2 separate regions of the Homo sapiens genome follow, and region 2 is linked to region 1. A link is an interaction called in ENCODE POLR2A ChIA-PET data of the cell type or tissue named here. Cell type or tissue: OCI-LY7. All regions are shown on one strand.

Region 1 (2,500 bases):
TCTCCTTCACCCAAGGGGTTTCTCGAGTTTTTCTTCATTTCTTGATATTTTCTCTTTGTAACTCTTCTGCGGGTGATCTTGGGATAGGGAGCCATGGTCACAGTAGTTCCATCAGGATCCAAGCTTAAAGATCTTGAGTAGTTGCTTTGTGCTAGACACTTTATTCTACATGTGCCACCTGTATTAACTCATTTAATCTTCACAACTACCTTGTAGTTATAACAGCCACATTTTACAGATGAGAAAACTGAGGCATGAAGAAGTTAAAAAGTAGCCAGGTGTGGTAGGGTGCACCTGTAGTCCCAGCTACTTGGGAGACTGAGGCGGGAGAATCACTTGAACCAGGGAAATGGAGGCTGCAATGAACTATGTTTCACCACTGCACTCCAGCCTGAGTGACAAAGTGAGACCCTGTCTCGAAAAAAAAAAAAAAAAGTTAACTAACTAAGCCAGGACTCTAAACCAGGCAGTCTGATTCATGAGTCAGCCTTCTTAACCTCTGCCTTGCAGTGAAACCCAAATTACCCAGTACTCTCTATGGGGACGATTGACAAAGTGTTGGCCAGGGCATTGCCCTGTGATGTCCAGGCTTATGAGACATTGGTCAGAGAAGAGAGAGAGAGGGTGACAGGAACAAGGCATTAACAGCCAGGCTAGCTGTCAGCAGCATTTGATCCCAGGCAGGAGACTCTAATGGACCTCTCTGAGCAGGACACAGACAGGCTCTGTGTGGTTAGAGATGAAGGGAGGAGGAGGAGTGAGTGTTTGCGAGCTCAGCCCAAATGAGGGCTGATGTCACTTCTCCTTTGTGCATTTGTGTCCGAATTTGACATCTGATGTAAACCGGTTGGTGCTAAATTCTGTCTTGTGTTTTCAATCTGCTGAATTGGAAGTCCCTCATGGGAGCATTTGGGTGAGCCTCAGCAACTCTGGCTCAGAAACCACCAGATGCTTCCCAGAGAAAGTTGTTTGGCTGCCAGTACCCACTGCCATACTTGCCTCTTCACACTACTACATCTCCTTCTTTCCTTGGCTCTGATGGGCCAACACATATTGTAGGGCAAGTCTGTGTCATAGGCCCTGGGAAGGATGCTCTCGATTGGTAAGATTTGAAGGTGAAAGTTACTGGCCATGAAACAGAATGAAGACCATAAGACGATGGAAGCTCGGACTCCAGTTACTGGGCTCTAATGAAGCGTGGCGTCATGAATTTTAGTAAAAACAAGGCCAGGGGTTGATATGTTGCTTCTTCATGCATGGCTCTTTCCCTGAAACCACAGCTCTCCTCCAGTTGTTTCTGAAGTGCCAGGCACTTTTTTCACTGGGGCTGCTGAAAACGAATCCGAAACTGATTTGAGGAGCGTCTCCTCCCCTGCTGGGGCTCCTGTGCCTAAGGTTTCAGGTGGTTGGGCATGCCTTCTCTGAGTGTTCTCCGTCAGACAGGCTGCCTGGCCCTAGAGACTTGCCACATGCTTTCTGAGCCACAAATATTTTACACCATGAGTTCCCAGCTGCTGCCCTTCCCCCCGCTTCCATTCCTTTCCACCTCTTCCTCATTCCTAATCCCACACCTTAAAATCCCTTTAGCCACTGTCACCTTACCTTGTCCCTTTCTCATGTGGACCTCTCTCTGGAAGTTCCAAATCTGGGAAGCCTGAATGCACCTCTAGCTTCAACCTGCTTGGCAAAGGAAAGTGAAATGAACATCTTCGAATGTTTCCTACATGGCAGAGGTTGTTTGCAGTGCCTTACTTAACATTATTTCATACAAATCTCATGACAATTTGAAAAGGAAATGTTTATCCTCAAAGGTCCTGAGGCTACTAAGGCCTAGATTAGAAAGTGGCAAAACCAGGCTTCAGACCCATCACTGTCTACCTCCAGAGTCCACAGTATTTGCGTGATTTTGGATGTCTCCGGAGCCCCATTCGGCTTTCCCAGCTTTCTAACCTCATAGCTCTGTTCCCATGCAGACCTGATATTTTGCTTCTTAGAATTTAGAAAAGAAAGGGGAGTGGGGTGGGGGAAAAAAGGAAAAGAAGAAAAGGAAAGAACAACCTTCCAGCTTTTTCTTCTGAGGATCATACGTCTTTGTAGAATAACTACAACAATAACATAATACTAACTTGTTGTGTGTGCGTGTGTGTTTTAACTGGAAGGGGGCATGTGTCATTCAGTGATTATTTAAAAAAATTTTAAGCCATGGAACCATTAGAAAATGATACTGTTTTACATACTGGGAGCTCCAGTATGTAAAACACAGGAGTGGTGGTGACTGAAGTGATGGTGGTGGAAGGAGCTCCAAGGTCTGGCCTTTCTATGTACCCTGCAGCCAGAAGCATGTCACCCTATAAAGCAAGATAGCAAGATTGCTAGTCTCAGGATTCTGTTGAACATGGTTTGAAAGTCTCCTGATTGTTTTTCCTTTTAAAATAAGCAAGCTGAGGCCCAGAGAGAGGAAGTGGCTGGCAGAGTCAGGACTAGTGCCTGGGTCTCCCAG
Region 2 (2,500 bases), 110 kb after region 1:
TCTCATGATGAGGTTTTCTTAACTTAAAAGAACATGTATATAAACATGCTTGCATTATATTTGTAAATTTATGTGATGGCAAAGAAGGAGAGCATAGGAAACCACACAGACTTGGGCAGGGTACAGACACTCCCACTTGGCATCATTCACAGCAAGTCACTGGCCAGTGGCTGGATCTGTGAGGGGCTCTCTCATGATAGAAGGCTATGGGGATAGATGTGTGGACACATTGGACCTTTCCTGAGGAAGAGGGACTGTTCTTTTGTCCCAGAAAAGCAGTGGCTCCATTGGTGTTGACATACATCCAACATTAAAAGCCACCCCCAAATGCCCAAGAAAAAAAGAAAGACTTATCAACATTTGTTCCATGAGCAGAAAACTGGAGCTCTGGCCTCAGTGTTACAGCTAAATAATCTTTAATTAAGGCAAGTCACTTTCTTCTTCTTAAAGCTGTTTTCTAGTTTGAGAAATGATGGGATTTTAGCAGCCAGTCTTGAAGGTCTCTTTCAGTATCAACATTCTAAGATGCTGGGACTTACTGTGTCATCAAATGTGCGGTTAAGATTCTCTGGGATATTGATACTGTTTGTGTTTTTAGTTGGGAGATCTGAGAGACCTGGCTTTGGCAAGAGCAGATGTCATTCCATATCACCTTTCTCAATGAAAGTCTCATTCTATCCTCTCTCCAAACCCGTTTTCCAACATTTGTTAATAGTTACGTCTCTCCTGATGTAGCACTTAAGCTTCATTTAGTTATTATTTCTTTCTTCACTTTGCACACATTTGCATCCACATATTAGGGAAGAGGAATCCATAAGTAGCTGAAATATCTATTCTGTATTATTGTGTTAACATTGAGAATAAGCCTTGGAATTAGATATGGGGCAATGACTGAGCCCTGTCTCACCCATGGATTACTCCTTACTGTAGGGAATGGCAGTATGGTAGAGGGATAAATAGGGGGCGGGGAGGGATAGTCATGGATCCAAGAAGTCCTTAGAAATAGTGGCAGGGAACAGGTGTGGAAGCTCATGCCTGTAATTATAACCTTCAGCTACTAAGACAGGTGTGGTGGCTCACGCCTGTGATTATAATCTTCAGTTACTAAGACAGAGTCCATGAGAGTGTTAATGGGACATTTTCTTTAGATAAGATGTTTTATATGAAGAAACTGTATCAAAGGGGGAAGAAAATGTATTTAACAGGTGAATCAAATCAGGAATCTTGTCTGAGCTACTGGAATGAAGTTCACAGGTCTTGAAGACCAATATTATTTGTCAATATGTGGGGATAACCTGTAGCTGCATTCATGAGGTAGCAAATAGCAGTTTTGGCCTGTGGGGTGAACAGCTAAACAGTGTTCTGGCATCAGATAACACGGCACAAAGGGATTGTGTCTAGCTCTTTTGGAGAAAATTTATGTCCAGTCTCAGGATCTGTGGACAATAACGGAAAACTTTGAATATTCCTGACAAGTTGCCATATTAGGAGTCAGTTCTTTACTTCTCTGAGATTCCCAGGTCATCCATGATTTTTTTTTTAATTTGAGACAAAGCCTCACTCTTGTTGCCCAAGCTGGAATGCAATGGCAAGATCTCAGTTCACTGCAATCTCTGCCTCTCAGGTTCAAGCCATTCTCCTGCCTCAGCCTCCCCAGTAGCCGGGATTACAGGCACCCGCCACCACACCCGGCTAATTTTTGTATTTTTAGTAGAGACGGGGTTTCACCATGTTGGCCAGGCTGGTCTCGAACTCCTGACCTTAGGCGATCCACCTTCCTCGGCCTCCCACAGTGCTGGGATTACAAGTGTGAAGCACTGTGCCCGGCCAGTCATCCATGATTTTAATGGGGTCCAAAGGCCTCTTTTTCTTTGTTAAGTATTCCTGGTTGAAATTTCTTTTCTTTTTTTTTTTTTTTTTGAGACAGAGTCTTGCTCTATCACCCAGGCTGGAGTGCAGTGGCACGATCTCTGCTCACTGCAAGCTTCGCCTCCCGGGTTCACGCCATTCTCCTGCCTCAGCCTCCCGAGTAGCTGGGATTACAGGCACCTGCCACCACGCCCGGCTAATTTCTTTTTGTATTTTTAGTAGAGACGGGGTTTCACGGTGTTAGCCAGGAAGGTCTCGATCTCCTGACCTCGTGATCCTCCCGCCTCGGCCTCCCAAAGTGCTGGGATTACAGGCGTGAGCCACTGCCCCCGGCTGTGGTTGAAATTTCTTAAGTGCCTTCCTCACTTCCTAACCACCTTCTCTGTTTGGGTTTGTGCAACAGTAAATTAAATGTACTTTCCAAAAAGAATTGGCCTAAGGCTGCTCAGTGCTTCCTGTGTTGTTATTTCTGTTTCCTTTGGATGAAAAGAATAGGTGTCATTGACTCAGAAATGATTATTTTAGAACAAGCATGTTTCCAAATGTAACAGAATGATGACTACTATGGGTACTGAAGCTAGCTTCAGAATCCAGAGCTTCTCTTTAGATTTTTTTGTTGTTGTTGTTGAGA

Evidence for each region. ChIA-PET counts read pairs that join two places held together with the same protein. Peaks named below come from ENCODE experiments on the same cell type or tissue, not always from the same donor. Only the 100,000 strongest peaks of a DNase experiment are listed, where the experiment ranks them.
Region 2: POLR2A ChIA-PET joins it to region 1 with 8 read pairs; 7 of 35 experiments call an interaction of 5 or more read pairs at or near these places.

The regions. Positions count from the first base shown.
Region 1 is chr17:47,204,313-47,206,812 of GRCh38, forward strand. It overlaps a transcript of MYL4 not described here. Among named protein-coding and RNA genes, the nearest start is that of MYL4, 3.8 kb to the right of the region's middle. RefSeq lists enhancers at 70-119, 300-389, 400-449, 1,240-1,339. In OCI-LY7, no CTCF peak of the experiment used is centred here; DNase peaks (open chromatin) are centred at 489, 809 and 1,379; H3K4me3 peaks cover 2,500 bases; H3K27ac peaks cover 2,500 bases.
Region 2 is chr17:47,311,445-47,313,944 of GRCh38, forward strand. ITGB3 (integrin subunit beta 3) reads left to right here. Exons shown (of 15, transcript NM_000212.3): 15 at 1-2,299. All of the region lies in intron 2 of EFCAB13-DT (EFCAB13 divergent transcript), which reads right to left. Among named protein-coding and RNA genes, the nearest start is that of EFCAB13-DT, 11 kb to the right of the region's middle. In OCI-LY7, no CTCF peak of the experiment used is centred here; no DNase peak of the experiment used is centred here.